Linked DNA regions of Mus musculus: region 1 is linked to region 2. The links are chromatin loops, found by intact Hi-C in ENCODE. Cell type or tissue: heart. All regions are shown on one strand.

What was found. Hi-C counts contacts between places; a loop is a spot of excess contacts. Peaks named below come from ENCODE experiments on the same cell type or tissue, not always from the same donor. Only the 100,000 strongest peaks of a DNase experiment are listed, where the experiment ranks them.
Region 1: a loop joins it to region 2, with 2.1 times the contacts of the local background. A loop is called at or near these places in 4 of 42 quality-filtered maps.

Annotation. Positions count from the first base shown.
Region 1 is chr14:105,591,488-105,599,487 of GRCm38, forward strand. 9330188P03Rik (RIKEN cDNA 9330188P03 gene) reads left to right here. Exons shown (of 3, transcript NR_102319.1): 2 at 1,205-1,812; 3 at 2,094-2,442. Among named protein-coding and RNA genes, the nearest start is that of 9330188P03Rik, 5.9 kb to the left of the region's middle. In heart, no CTCF peak of the experiment used is centred here; no DNase peak of the experiment used is centred here.
Region 2 is chr14:105,720,159-105,728,158 of GRCm38, forward strand. All of the region lies in intron 1 of Gm35967 (a long non-coding RNA gene), which reads right to left. Among named protein-coding and RNA genes, the nearest start is that of Gm35967, 4.2 kb to the right of the region's middle. In heart, no CTCF peak of the experiment used is centred here; no DNase peak of the experiment used is centred here.

The sequences.
Region 1 (8,000 bases), 130 kb before region 2:
AGCCAGTTCCACAGCTGCCCTTCACGATTATGGTAGACTTAAGTCTATATCCACTGAGGGTCTTAAGTAGAGACTGTGTTGGAGGGAACGGATCGAACATTGGGGTTTTCTCAAAAGATTACATGGGACTCCTCAGGTAAAACTGCCTGAGCCTCTCCTTCCTGACGCAGTGCACACCAGGTCTCAGGAAACAGCAGGTCTTAATTAGCCCTCCAGTTTATAGTTTCACCTGAAAAAATACATTTAAAAAAAATCATATATAGTTGGCTGTCGAGATTTTTCAAGTCAATAAATTCTTGCTAATTAATCACATTAACGGTACTCCTTAAAAGTTGAAACAGAATCAGAAAACAAACCAAAATCCCCATAAATATCCTACATAAAGGCCTATTCACAGATCCTTTTTCAGTTTGGAAGACTTTTACAAGTGTTTTTCCCTTCCTGACAGGACACACGCATGCACAGGCACATGCACGCACACACGCACACACACACACACACACACACACACACACACCTACTGTGTCACTCACCATAGCTGTTACTATCTGCACAGGAAGGTGGTTCTGGGAACAGATTTTGATACCTCAGGACATCACCGTAATTGCCTTAGTGCTTAAGTGTTCCTACTTGGGACTGGTTTAAAGGATAAGAACTCAGAAACGTTGGGAGCAAAGTTACTTGTCTCAGAGTCCCCTCCCCAGAAAGATAATCATATGAAAAGATGTTCAGCTGGGAACACAGAGGGGATGGTGGATGTCTTGCTTACCATCTGCAAAAGGACCCTAATTCTTAGCATGTGCTTGCTCCTCTAATATTCTGTCTGATGCCTTGATCTGTAACAGAACACAATGTCCCAAAGCAGGGTTGTTTAAATCCACTTTAGAAACATAGCCAAACAGATCCAAATTTCCACCTCTCTCCACGGTGTGTGTCCTGAGACTAATGTTGCCAATGGTCATTAAAACGGCTTCTCCTGAGCTAGAGAGGTGGCCCCATGGGTGCAAGCACAAGCTGCTCTTGCAGAGGATCCATGAACGGTTCCCAGCAGCCAAATCCTACAGCTTAATCCAGCTCCAGGTAGATCTGCCTCAGCCTGCATGTACCCTATAGACAGACAAACAGACACACACACATGAAAATAACTTTCCAAACTTGTAAACCATAGTTCTTCAATTTTTTTTATTTGTTTGTTTCCATCGAGTGTGCTGTGATTTAGAATTCTTAGCTGGAGCTGCCCCACCCACCACGACAATCTGAGACTTGGAATCTGAACCTGGAGTTGGAAGCAGAACTTTAGATCAGTGTGATGCTCCTCCTGCACAGAGGCTTCTTGTGGTAGACGTCAGTCAACACTGAAACCCACAGCTCATCAACACTCAGAGAAAAGGAGACCTTGAGACCCTGAATCCTACGTGACATGTTTATATTATATCCCTCATTTCGAAGCTAACGTGTCTACATAGAAGAGGAGGCAGAAAGATTGTAAGAATCAGAAGCAATGGATGGTTTCAAAGAAAGAATGTCTTCCAGACATAGCAGAGCAGATGCACGTATGACCTCACAGAGACTGTGGTAGCATGCACAAGACCCGCACAAACTCAAGCTAGACATAATCTCGGCACACAGGAGGGTAGGCACGACATCCCGTTTCCTGCTGCTGGGAGACAGACAGTGAACTGTCTTCCACAGGATGGCCACACTCTGGACAAACCCCTCTCTCGTGACAGTAGCCAGCCAACACAACCTGGACTCCATGGGTTTTATTTTGTATTTATGGTGAGGGTCGGGGGAGAAAGCACAAGAAGTTAGGTGAGTCAGGAGGCAGGGAGGGCATGGGAGGAGCTGGGGAGGGGAATGAATATGATCAAAATATACATAAAGAATTATCAAAGAGTAAAAAATAAACTTAAAAACCTTAGCTGTTGTTTCTCTGTAGCTGTAGGATTTCTGAATGTGGGTCATTTTTTAAACGGATCAGTTAACCTCAGTTATTTATTAGTTTTGACAAACAACCAATTTTATATCGTTGAAGCAGGATGGCAAGAGCTTTAGAAAACCTCTGATTTTGTTTTGGTTTGGTTTTTTTGCAGTGTGAAGGATCAAACCCAGGACCGTGTTCAGGCTAAGCAAGCATCCAACCACTGCGCTACATCAGAAGCCCTTTTTTTGTGACTGGCTCTCTCTATGTAAAGCTGACCTTGAACTTCCTCTGTACTCCACATTGACCTGGAAACTGTCCTCTCTCTACCTACATAGTGCTTGGATTATAGCTGTGACCACCTCAGGTGAACATGCTTTCATTTCTTCTGATACTTTTACATGTTATTATCAAGATGGCCTAACTCTAATTTTCCATTTCTGTAGGGGAAAATGTCTATAAACATTTCAGCTCAATAAATAGTTGATTGTGGTGGAAATAAAACTTTTTTTTTTATTCCCATGTAGACATTTTAGGATTAATGATTTTATAGTATATAAAAAGGAAAAAATAGCTGTACTTAATTATAAACAATTGTCTTTGGATGTCTTTCATGAATTTGACTCTTCACTGACAGAGGTTTAATTCCTTTGTCTTCTTGCTTCTCTTCCTAGTGTATCACTATGAGTTATAATGCCATCCATTTAAGGTATGATGCTGTAACAAGGCTCTTCACATGCTCCCAACTAAACCTCTGACTGTTTAATATGGATAAAGCATTGCAATTCATTTTCTTCAACTTAGAAATTCAGAGAGTTCAATTGTTTACTTACTCAGTCAACTTCCACTGAGGGTCAACGTCAAGCCAACATTTGACTATGTGCTGTTAATACAAAAATAAGTAGCACTCATTGTCTCTTGGGTATTGTGTGGTCAGACTTATAGGAGACTGGAATGGTGATGAGACATACAAATATATTTCCCTTTATTCATAGAAGGTATCAAGAAGCAAAGTGAATACCATGGGGAACAGTTCACAGTAATTCCAGTTAGGAGCCTAAGAAAGAAGACTGCCAGAGCCTGACAAATACAGATGCGGATGCTCACAGCCAATCATTGAACTGAGCACGGGGACCACATGGAGGAGTTAGAAAGAACTGAAGAAGCTGAAGGGGTTTGCAACTCCATAGGAAGAACAACAATGTGAACTAACCAGACCCACCAGAGCTCCCAGGAACTAAACCGCCAACCAAAGTGTACACATGGAGGGACGCATGGCTCCAGCCGCATATGTAGCGAGGATGGCCTTGTCAGGCATCAATGGGAGGGGAGGCCCTTGGTCCTGAGAAAGCTTGATGCCCCAGTGTAGGGGAATGCCAGGGCAGGGAGGCGGGAGTGGGTGGGTGGGTGGTGGAGCACCCTCACAGAAGCAGGGAGAGGGAGGATGGGATAGGGGATTTCCAGAGGGGAAACCAGGAAAGGGGATTACATTTGAAACGTAAATAAAGAAAATATCCAATAAAAGAAAAGAAAAAAAAGAGAGAGGGCTTTGGAGGGATGGAACAGCACTGGCTATTCTTCTAGAGGGCACCTACCTGATGGCTCACCACTGTCGGCCATTCTGATTCTGCAGGGTCCCATGCCCTCTTCTTGCCCCTATGGACACCACACTCACATGGTACATATTTACACATGCAACCAAAATATCCCTACATTTAAAAGTAAATAACATCTAAAAGAGGGAAAGAGAAATAGGAAAGGTCTTTTGCCATCCCCTATCTTGTAGAAGACATACAGAAAGTGAGAGATGACATGTAGCTGAGATGCAGTGTACGAAGGCCTGGATCATGGCTGGACTGTGAGAGACCAGGGGGACATCAGCTACTTAAAGTCACAAACAGGTGCCGAAAGGATAGAGATCAATACAGAGACAGGTAAAGTGTGTTCCCTTTAGTTGAGGGCTAGTCCAAAGAGAAGTGGGGGACTGCTTTAACTCCAGGAGACTGGCTATGATGTTGCCTGAATAGACAAGATCCTTCTTATACTTACCTCACTTAGGGAGCTGGGACTCCGGTGAGACAGTCAGGTGGGGAGTTTCTTTCTTTCTTTTTTTTAAATATTTTTTTATTAGGTATTTTCCTCATTTAAATTTCCAATGCTATCCGAAAAGTCCCCCATACCCTCCCCCCCACTCCCCTACCCACCCACTCCCACTTTTTGGCCCTGGCATTCCCCTGTACTGGGGCATATAAAGTTTGCAAGTCCAATGGGCCTCTCTTTCCAGTGATGGCCGACTAGGCCATCTTTTGATACATATGCAGCTAGAGTCCAGAGCTCCGGGGTACTGGTTAGTTCATAATGTTGTTCCACCTATAGGGTTGCAGACCCTTTAGCTCCTTGGGTACTTTCTCTAGCTCCTCCATTGGGGGCCCTGTGATCCATCCATTAGCTGACTGTGAGCATCCACTTCTGTGTTTGCTAGGCCCCGGCATTGTCTCACAAGAGACAGCTATATCTGGGTCCTTTCAGCAAAATCTTGCTAGTATATGCAATGGTGTCAGCGTTTGGGAGCTGATTATGGGATGGATCCCCGGATATGGCAGTCTCTAGATGGTCCATCCTTTCGTCTCAGCTCCAAACTTTGTCTTTGTAACTCCTTCCATGGGTGTTTTGTTCCCATTTCTAGGGGAGTTTCTACTTCAATGGAGTCCTTGCTAGAGAAGGCCGAAATAACCTAAGAGATTAAAACAAAACAAAACAAAGCAACCCTCTGAGGTGTTAGGTTCAGTGTTTTTCTGCTCCCAAATCATTACAGTTGAGAAGGAAGCAAAGTTTGAAATTGACTATGTGCACAAGTCCTGCAATATAAGGTACAGATACATTGCATTTTATGATGAAACAAAAATAGCTTTTTATGGTATATTCTAGTCTTTCACCTCTTCCAATCACTATTTTATTATTTCATTTTATGTGAGAAGATGAGAAAAGGTGTTGGGGTCTGCAATACATCCTGATCTGCAGGTGAGAAATTTGAAGTTTAGTGAGGTTAGGTGGCACCTCTTTGTCTAGAAAATGGAGATATGGTAGTGCTGGCCTGAAATCTCATGGGTTTTTAAAATCTTTTATTTGCTTGTTATTTCTTTACTTTTGAGGTTCAAATAACAATAGAAAAGTTCTGTGGAGATTTGAATTTAGAATTTAAATGCAGATGAAGTGAGACGCTTCGGTGAATGCCATCAAAGCAACTAGGAGACTAGGAAGGTTGAGAGGTTACAGATAAATGCTTCATTGTGTAAGAATATTTCTAGGAATGTTTTGATAAATCCAATTCACACATGAAATGGACTCACAGTGAGCCTCATGTTAACTGGCATGTAAGGAGCTACAATTGGATTTGATAAATAAATATTTTTTTATTCTTGTATCAGAAGGAAAGAGAGAGAGAGAGAGAGAGAGAGAGAGAGAGAGAGAAAGGGAGGAAGGAAGGAAGGAAGGAAGAAAGAAAGAAAGAAAGAAAGAAAGAAAGAAAGAAAGAAAGAAAGAAAGAAAGAGAGAAAGAAAGGAAGGAAGAAAGAAAGGGAAAAGAAAGGGAAAAGAAAGGAAGGCAGGCCTCCAGTGTTGGCCATTCTATTGAAGCTATCTCTTCTTCACTTGAAGAACCTTAAGTATTATAGGAGAGGTATTAGACATTTTTTCCTTGAAGTTCAGATTTATACTTTTCAGGTATTTTAAATATTACAAACGATTAAATGGTTGCACACATCTAAAGACCATAATTTTATCTACACACACAACTTTTGTAGAACAGTAGAAATAACGCTGCTAAAATTATCATAAGATAATTTTATCTTAATAAAATAGCTCTGAGTCTATTTTGTTGAAGGCATGTTAGTTACAGCACCTGCTCTTACTTTTTGAATGAGGTCTTTGAACATTATTTTCCCTCTGTAAGAAAGTTCTTCCTAGAGCTTTGGAATAATCTCTTATACCAAGGCCCAGAATCAGTGCTTTCACTTCAGTAAGCCTTCTTTAATGGTGCCATTTGAAAACAGCCTAATTTTAACTTTCTTTATATTTCATGCCATACTTTATAATTATTTGAGGAATAATAGCTATAAATAATGCTACATTTAGTATTGCCAATGAGTATAAATTGGTCCAACCACTTTAGGAAGCTGAAATTTAGTATTCTCTCTAACACTGGCCTTTAGTCTAGAAATCCCTATTTGTATGTATAGAGCTTTTAGAAGCTGCGACAGAACCCCAAAGAAACACACATAAGGGCATGCCTCTGGTTTGGTGACTCATGCTGTAATCCAGTGCTCAGAAGGTGGAGACAGGGATACCAGGAGTTTATGACCAGCTAGGACGACATAGCAAGTTTGAGGCCAATCTGCAGTACTAAGACCCTGTCTCAAAGAAACACACACACACTCCCAGGCTGCCTCTGTCTCCCTCTGTCTCTTTCCCTTTCTCTGCCCCTCTCTCTTTCTCTCTTTCATGAACAGACGCACACATGCATGCACATACACAAAATAACCCAGAAAAACACAACAAGAAAGAGTAGTGTTCTTAGCATTATAGTATTTATATAAACTATTTGATTTGTATCAGTTTCAGAATTTCACAAAACTTTCAAAAATTGTATTTTTCTTGAACTTATGTATTATCATTAGAGAACAGTATTTGGTTTTTGTTTTATGGTTCTGTGTGTGTGTGAGTGTGTGTGTGTTTAAGACAGGGTCTTACTACATAGCTCTCTCTTGCCTGAAATTTGCTAGAGAGACCAGGCTGGCCCACACAGACCAGCCTCCTGAGTACTAGAACCAAGACAGGTACCACCATACCCAGCTGAGAAAAGTTTTTATGACACACATTTTCTGAGGAAAATTGGCATTTCCTTTATGACTTGATGCCCATGTGATTTCCAGAAATGATCTATGTGTTGTATTTTTTTCTTTTTTCTTTTCTTTCTATTTTTTTTTTTTTGTTTGTTTCTCCAGAGTTTTCTATAGATCTATCAGAACAACTTTACAACTTAATCCACTTGGCTGTGAGCCAATCTTTCCCTTCCCACTACAACAAACAATCTCTCTCTCTCTCTCTCTCTCTCTCTCTCTCTCTCTCTCTCATCCTGTTCCTTCTCTGACTGGTAATTTAAATATCTAATATGCTAAAAGCAGCGAGGTCTAACTCAACCTTTGGGCTCCCACTCCCCTTCTCACAGAATGGCATGGCTGGACTTTTGTTTGTTATTGAAGAGCGAGCTCGTTCTTTTCCAGTTCTGTACCTCAGGTGGCCGGAGACCTGCATGAAGAATGTGGTCTTCCCTGGTGGGCACTCTCGAATTTGGCTACACATTTTTTCATCCCCCCAGGGCTTCTCAGACCAGGTAAAAGGCACGTGTGTCTGATTGTTTTTATGCTTAGATGAAAGCTGACCTCTGCTGCAGATTCTGGCTGGCTTTTCTTCCCCCTCAGTGTTTTATGGAAACCAACAACTGTAAAACAGGAACTGTAACTCCGTAGTTGTTTTTGCTTTCCAATGGGTTTTTCTAATTTACTGTTTTGTTGTTGAACCGACTCCCCAGATCCTGAGTTCATGTGAAGGAGTTCTTAATTCCAAACTCTGCATTTTGTTTTCAAAGGGCCATTGCAACCAGTACTTCATTCTATTTTTAAAACTAAACCTTTAAGATACAAAGCTTTTCTAAAACTATATATGTTGCCCTATTGGTCTTGGGTTAGCTTCCTGGTTGCTGTCTGTTTGAATCCATGTGTATTTCATATATTATTTGGTTAAAAAATGTATGCATATCTCAGGGTCTGTACTAACACACTGATTTAATATTGATGTGACATATTTTATTTAACTTTTTTACATTGACTTGTTTATTTGGGGTAATATGTGTACACACGTGAAAGAAACAAAGAGACAGAAAAAGGATGCAGAGACAGCCGATGATGCGCATGCCCGAGGTCAGAGGCCGGGTGAGCATCAGTTCGGTCTAGCATGTGGGTTTTAGAGATTGAACTCAGATCTCCGGCCTTGATGGCAGGAGCCTTTACATACTGCACTG
Region 2 (8,000 bases):
ATGTTATTATCTATTTCCAAAAAAATTTTGAGGGGAGAAAAAGCTTTTATTTATAGGATTAATTCAAGTAACATTTTGCTGTAAAAAAATAATAACAAAGAAGGTATAGAAGGATAGATGACTGTATAGCGATAATAAATGGTAGCTGAGAGAAGTTGGGGAGGGAGAGATCCATAGCATTGTACCTAGCCCATAATTTAAGAATTACTCTCTCATAAGTGAGTATTATTCTCATAAGAATGTACATGTTGGGGCCAGCAAGATGACAAGATAGCTCAGTGGGTAAAGGCACTCACTGCCAAGCTTGATGGCCTGTATCCAACATGGTAAATGGAGAAAGCCAACTCCCACAAGTTTGCCTCATACATACACATGCTCCCCCTAGCACATTCATGCCAACACATGAATGAATGAATGAATGAATGAATGAATGAATAAATAAATAAATAAATGTGTTTTTGAAGTTCTAAAGACATTTGAATAATAATTTCAAAAATCTAGAAAATGATTTTGAATATTTATGTTCTATAAGACCAATATTTAAGGCACTTTGTATTTCCAAACTTGGTTTTGTCTGCGTGAGTTTTCAGACACTGCTATCTTCTCTCCTCACCGGCATCATCTTTGCATCTTGATTGTTCAGTTTCTATCTTCCCACTGAGACGACAGAGTAAATCCTCTCTCTTCTTAACTGGGAATATCTCTGCTGCTCCTGGGTTAGTCTCTCTAACACTGCGTAACACTTTGCAGAGCTGAATTGCATTGTGGGTCATTTGTCTCCATCTTAGGATCTCACAGATCATAGGAGAGCCAACCTTAAAACACTGCTTTAATCAAACCAGTATAAACAGAGTCTAGTGCCAGACATAGAGACTGCACTGCCCAGGAATTCACTAGGGGTGTGGTGTGCCCTGGCAGGTGACTGGGGAGCTCCCAAGTGGTAGGTGGGCGATGAACTCTAAGCTATAGGACCAGATTTGATTTTCTGGAACTGGCAGGAGGGAAGTCGTCTTATTCTCATCTTTATCTAGCCAAAGAGTCTCAAAATGTTGAAGACATTTTTTTTTCAGTCACATACAATTCAGAAAGACGCCAGCGTGGCCAGATGGATAGTTTTCAGATCTACACTTGGGAAACACATGGTGCTTCTCTGAGGCAATTGTGTACTGTTTCTTTTAAAATAGCAGAAAGCATATGGGAATAGGAATGGATCTGTCAGCTACTATCAAGAGAATGGTGAAGCTTTTAAATAAATCAAATCAAACCTATAGGGTGACAAAATATCTTATCACATTTTGAAATTCTGAAGTTTTACATTTGTAGATATATTTACATTTTTTAATCTTTTTTTTTTTTTTCTTCACAGAAACCACAATCCCTGTTAGAGCTGTGGAGTCTGAGGCAAAGAATGAGAGAAGGTCAGGGCAGTAAGAAATTCTGTAGACATTACATAAATCAGCAACTGAGTCCCACTCTGTTATATTACAGGGTTCTCCCCCACTGAGGAACGCGTGTGTAGACCAGTTTTGATACTTCCTCCCACAGACTCTGCTTTCCTTCCTAAAGACAAACATACAAGCAGAAACATGAGATTTGCACATGTGAAAAGCGTGCTTCAGCTAAAGTAAACCAGGTATGATAGCTGCTGGTCCCCCAGTTACAGCAGCACAGAGCTGTAGAAAACTGCTCTCCCTGTGTGCTCTTAGCTCCTTCAGCAGGATGGCTCCCCACCAACTCTAACCACACTGCTTTCATGAATGGATTTCCTAACCAGGTCAAATCTCCTTAATGCTAGACTTAGAACTCCACCATACTCTTATGTTTTCTATGGCAATCTAGCTCTCCCTCAAATTGTTATTATGGGATTTGAAATGATTTAACTTCAAGGAAAATGATTTCATAGGGCAAAACCCAAGGAATTAAAGAAGCTTTAGATAGCAAGACTCTATTTTAGGAAAATATTTTTGTTCAAGGTGAATGACTTCCTTTGCCTTTTATCCATACAGGATCCTTGATCCCAGATAAAGCAAAAGCTCCGTTGGTGGCTTTGAAGTCACACGTTCGCCCTCCTGGGGCAAGACTGTATGTCATTCTTTTGGACTTCCACATACACAGAATTTGGTTTCCAAGATCTGTGTCCTGATAGTGTGAGTTTATTGGTGGGTGATAATTCTGGAAAACTGATATGAAGATCAGGTTGTCATTCCCACTTATTAATTTCTAGTGTAGGTATGATGGGCGTTATACGTGGTTGGAGTAGATATCATTCTCCCAAAATGTCTATGGGATCTAGGATGGCATAAATAGCAACAGAAGGAGGAAGAAAATCATCAAACCAAATGCACAGGGAAGTGTTCTATGAGTTTGGAAGAACATGAGTAATCATAGATGCTCAGTGTTCATAGGTACTTGACTGATATTTTTCTTATAATATTTCCAAAACAGTCCCTCGACACAGTAAGAAATGTTTTGATGTAAGTGTGCCAATCACACACCACGAGCACACGAAATTTTGTGTGTCTAAATGACACTAAATTATTCTCCACTCTTTCCTTCATTTTATCATAACAGCAGGCAGAAGCAGCGAGAAATTTCAAGATCACGTGTTCTTTGTTTTTAATCGTTCTTCAAATGAAACTGCATGCGATTCAAATCCTAATTTTGTGCTGTTTAAAGTCCAATAGAAGACACTTTTAATTAATTTTTAGTATCTGTTTTAATTTTAGAGCTGCAGTGTTCCCAAGACAGAAATAAAATTCCATTCATATCTTCAAATTACTGTTCTAAATTAAATCAAGAGCAAAAAGCTCAAGATTTGGAATAAGGAGTAGTTAATGTTTAGCCCTAAGGGGAATACTGGTAGCGGACTTCAAAGGCTCAGTGCCATGTGGGAGGTGGGACAGGAAGTGTGTGAGAGCCTGAAGACATGGGAAAAGGCTGTGTCCTGAGCTTAGCCTAGCCAATACAGTCTTATGCTCACAGCAGCTATGGCTGCCTGCAATAGGTCTATGTAAGCCTCTCACCAGTCAGTCATGGGTGGGACGAGATTCCTGGAGTCATATCCCTCTTTCCTGAAATTTGAATTTGACTATAATGGTGTCACCATCCACAGGTTTAAACCTTTTCCTACAACAGGAACAGGAAAATGGTTCTCTTTGTATCTAAAAGCACTGGCCTCGTGTTTTGCAGAGGCCTCTTTTTCTTTATAGATATTAATAATAATGAACCCCACTGTTTGTAAGCAACATTTATGGCCTACTCTCTACCCTACCTGGTCTGATGCTAAGGTCCAAGTTCAATGTGTCATATGGCTATCCAGAACATAACAGCTATAGCTTAAACCTCAGATCCCTACTTCAAAGCTGTTCTTTGGCCTTCCAGTTGGAATGACATCAGTTCAAAGACAAAAATCTGGTACATGCAAGTAGGCATTGCCATTTGTGATGTATCTGATGTGGATGAACGGTGACTCAGTAGATATCTAGGATCCAAAAATCCCAAGCATGGCAGCCTTGGGAATTTTGGCTACTGGGATTCCGGGTAGACTATTCCTGGAATGTCAAGGGCCCTGCTAAGGTTTGCCTGATCCGTCAATCATCTTTGAATGTCCTCCTATATGAGACCCTTTGCTCTCAATGAGGGAATCTGAAAGCTTTATAAGTAGAAAATCAAAACTGCCTTAAAACAAAACTAGCATAAAAATCAGAGTTAAATATCTTAAAACTAAGTATTAGATTTGAATTTTAGAGACATGATAAAATTATATTGAGTTGGATTTGTTTAAATTATTGCTTTTTTGTACTTAGTCATTGCATGACTTTAGATAATGACTCTAAGATAATGTGTCAAGGAGACATTTTGCTTTTTAAAGACATTTTGCTTCAAAGACACATTGCCTTTTTTGTTGTTGTTTTGTTTTGTTTTGTTTTTTTGAGGGTTTTTTTTTTTTTTTTTTTTTTTTTTTTGGTTTGTTTTTCTAGACAGGGTTTCTCTGTATAGCCCTGGCTGTCCTGGAACTCACTTTGTAGACCAGGCTGGCCTCGAACTCAGAAATCCGTCTTCCTCTGCCTCCCGAGTACTGGGATTAAAGGAGTGTGCCACCACGCCCAGCAATGACACATTGCTTTTTAAGGCAACAAGCTACAAACCTGTACATAGAGAAATGTTTAAGCATGAAAAACCAAAAGTTTTTCCAGTATCTGTAAATAGTGACATGTTGACTTTATAAGGCAAAAACATATAAAATCATGTTTACAAGGATTTATTTACGTAGATTCAGAATTGAATTCCCACTCTCTTTTCTAAAACCTTCCCTTCTGTGTTGTTGGGCTTGTCTATGATGCTCATCCTGGAAAGGAGAGGAAATTAGTGAGTTCCAAGCTCATGCAAGGCCCAGGTAGACGCCAACGTTCCTTAGGGAGCTTAGATGGTGAGCAGATTGATGTAGTTAACACAGAACAAAGGTGTAGGTAGAATGACACCCCCAAGAAACAAACAAATCACTGTGGAATAGTCCTTTTTTATCATGCCTGTTGAAGATCTTACTGAAAGCCAGGAGATTCCTCTAAGTTACTTGAGAAAAGGTAGTTTTTATTTTTTTAATTCCTAAAGCTTTAAGATATTCAAAACCAAGTTATATGTTAATATTTTTTAAAGATTTATTTATTTTTATGTATGTGAGTACATTGTAGCTGTTCAGATGGGTGAGCCATCATATGGTTGCTGCGAATTAAATTCGGGACCTCTGCTCACTCTGGTCTGCCCTGCTTGCTCAAACCAAAGATTTATTTATTATTGTATCTATTATTATTTATTATAGCTGTCTTCAGACACACCAGAAGAGGGCGTCAGATCTCATTTCAGATGGTTGTGAGCCACCATGTGGTTGCTGGAATTTGAACTCAGGACCTTCAGAAGAGCAGTCAGTGCTCTTAAATGCTGAACCATCTCTCCAGCCCATATGTTAATATTTTTTTACAGTTTCAAAGCTCATTTGAATTTCTTCAAATAGTGAGAGACATTAGATCTCTACAGTATCCCAATGAGAGACATGCTTCACAGGTGAACAACATTAGTAGCAGAAATATCAGTACTCTGTGCATAGAAAGCTGCTAAGTGGAAGACTGGATTTGAGCATCACGGGGTACACAGCCAAAGTCCAAGTTGTCCACCTCAAACACTAGGTAGCAGTTTGTAAGTTCACAATAATAATCATGGATTCTCCAACCATGATTAAATTTAGGGCTTTAACCACGTTTGGACCAGGTGACTTCCCAAAGTGCCTCTATCACCCCCACATTTCCACATTTCGTTTCATTGTAGCTGTTCTGGATAATTGTTTTAAAGATTGTGTTAGATTTTTCTATTCAAAATTCTAGTAGCCCAAGACAGAGACCGTCCGAACTGAAAAGGCACTGTCTTCACAGAGTCCCAAGACTCTATTCACCTTGGCGGGATATTATACCCAGATTGATTTTAGTCATCTTTCCTAAAGGGATTAATCACGGAATGGACTAAAGCTGGATTCGTCTGAACCGCACACAAGCCTGGCATCAAAAAACAGGGCAAGTGAGAGGGAGTGAAAAAGAGGTCGTGAGAGATTACAAAACCTAAAGCTTGTGGTAATTCCACTTATCTTCCTGTCTTCTTCCCGGGCCATACCCAGAGATCTAAACAACTCCTAACTTGACACCCCAGTTTTCTTGAGTTACAGACAGTTGCATTCCTTAAAACCGGTGACAGTCATGACGAGAAAGAAAAGCTTTTCAAGAGGAAGCAGCTGTCAAGGGTGACTAGACTGGAAATTTTACTTCTCTTGACAGCGGTTTTGACTCTAATGGATTAACCTCCGGGATTATTGTTTGCCTACTTTTGTCTCTTGCTACCTCTCCCTTTGAAAGAAATGTCTGGGACACCGTGATGTTCTTTTGTCTGGATTTGGTTGTCACAATGGAAAGGGGAGTGCCACCGGTGTCAAGCAAGTGAAAGTCTTGCGTGATTCTGAACACCTTACAGCGCCCAGTGGTGCTTCACCCCACGAAACATGATTCAGCACAGGAAGATCACATTTGAGAACTCCTGTGTTTCCCCCTTCCTTCCAAATATCAGAACAAAATGTGGGCTAAATACAATGCTGGTTTTGTGATGTTCTGGAATATCTCAACTAGTGCTCCTATCACAATCAACATCTTTAGAGAAGATTCAAAAGTGGGCACTGCATCCTTCTGTAGACGAAATCTGCTTCCACGCTTAAAACTGTGTGTTTTTAGGTGAGGAGAAGTAGAAACCTAGGTGCCACCAACTTAGACGGGAGACCTAGAAGTGAAAACTGCTTGCTTCCTTATGATAATGGCAACTTGCCACTATTAAAGTCACCCTCCACTGTACCTGCATATTCTAATTAACCCAGCATGATTTCCATCAGTTCTCGTGGCGGCGTGCCTCAATCCCTGAAGATGTGAGTTTAATTGGTCTCTGTGGGTTAATTCAAGAAATATAGGCAGGCATTTATTTTCAACCTCAATCCTAGAAAGGACTAGGGTACTCAGGAACAGATGCAGCTCTGACCTGAAACCAAACACTTAGTGCTGACTCCTGATTGTCCCAGAGTCTGGTTAGTGAATCAGAACAGGATGTAAAGGCCATCTATCAGCTGGCTCAACCCTCCCTGAAAGGTGAAGTCAGCGGGTCCAGTCCAATGGGAGCACGCATTTGTCTGCCCATTGTGAACTCTTACGTTATTCTTCTCCTTTGCCCGTTTTAATACACTGCTCATTGTGAAACTTTGGAGAAATGGGATGATGTAAAGGATTACATATTCAATTTCACCAGACACCTTTTTTGTTCCTTCAAAGAACTGTGCTAGTTCTACTTAATGGACTATTCAGCTAGAAATAAAAATCAGTATCGAAAAAATAGGATCCCGGATGCCACAAGAATCTGAGAAAGGTCTCATAGACCTTGGTTTTCTCACAGTCAAAACAGAGAGGCTCTCTCCATTTCTCCCCTTCTTTTTCTTCCTTTTCTTCTTTTTCTCTTCTTCTTCTCCTCCTCCTCCTCCTCCTTCTTCTTGAGACAGGATCTTACCATGTAGCCCCAGATGGCCTAGAATACTCCCAAGTAGTCTAGACTGGTCTTGAACTCACAAAGCTCTGCCTGCCTTTGAGTCTCCAATGTGGAATTAAATGTGTGCTCTGCAATGCCAAGCTTTAGCCCTTCATTCTAGTTGAGTGAATAAATTCCAAGTTCAGTGAGAAACCATGTCTCAAAAAGGACCTTTGTTTACTTCCCAGTGTCCACATGGCAGCTTACCACTGTCTCTATAACTCGAGATTCAGGGGGTCCAGCACCCTTTTGTTGACTCTATAGGCACCAAGTGTGTGTCTAGTGTACTTATGAACATGCAGACAAAACATACATATAAATAAAAATAAATCAATCTTTTAAAAGAAAGTAGGGTGGAAAACAACAGACATAAACACCTAATATCAGCCACTGGTTTCCACACGCATGTTCATACCCAAGCAGGTACATCCGCATGCATGTGTGCACACACATGTACAAATAAACACAACCTCTCAGATCATGCTCAAAACCTAGAGCAAAAGAAACATGCAACTTCATTAGAAAACCTTGGGCCCTTTGACACACAAAAGACCCGATTCTTTGAGGCTCTTTGTAGTTTTTATGTTTATCACTGTCTTCTTCAGAAGTATGATACACAAAAGTTCTAAGAAGTCACAACTGTGAGAAAACAGCATGATCACTTGTTAAAGTAAACAGGCAGATCTAAGGTTAATACTTTTTTTTTGTCGAGTGTGTGCTTCCTGGATGTTATATTTTTTGGGGGGGGGGGTTCAAGACAGGGTTTCTCTGTATAGCTCTGGCTGTCCTGGAACTCACTTTGTAGACCAGGCTGGCCTCGAACTCAGAAATCTGCCTGCCTCTGTCTCCGAGTGCTGGGATTAAAGGAGTACGCCGCCACACCCGGCCTTGGATGT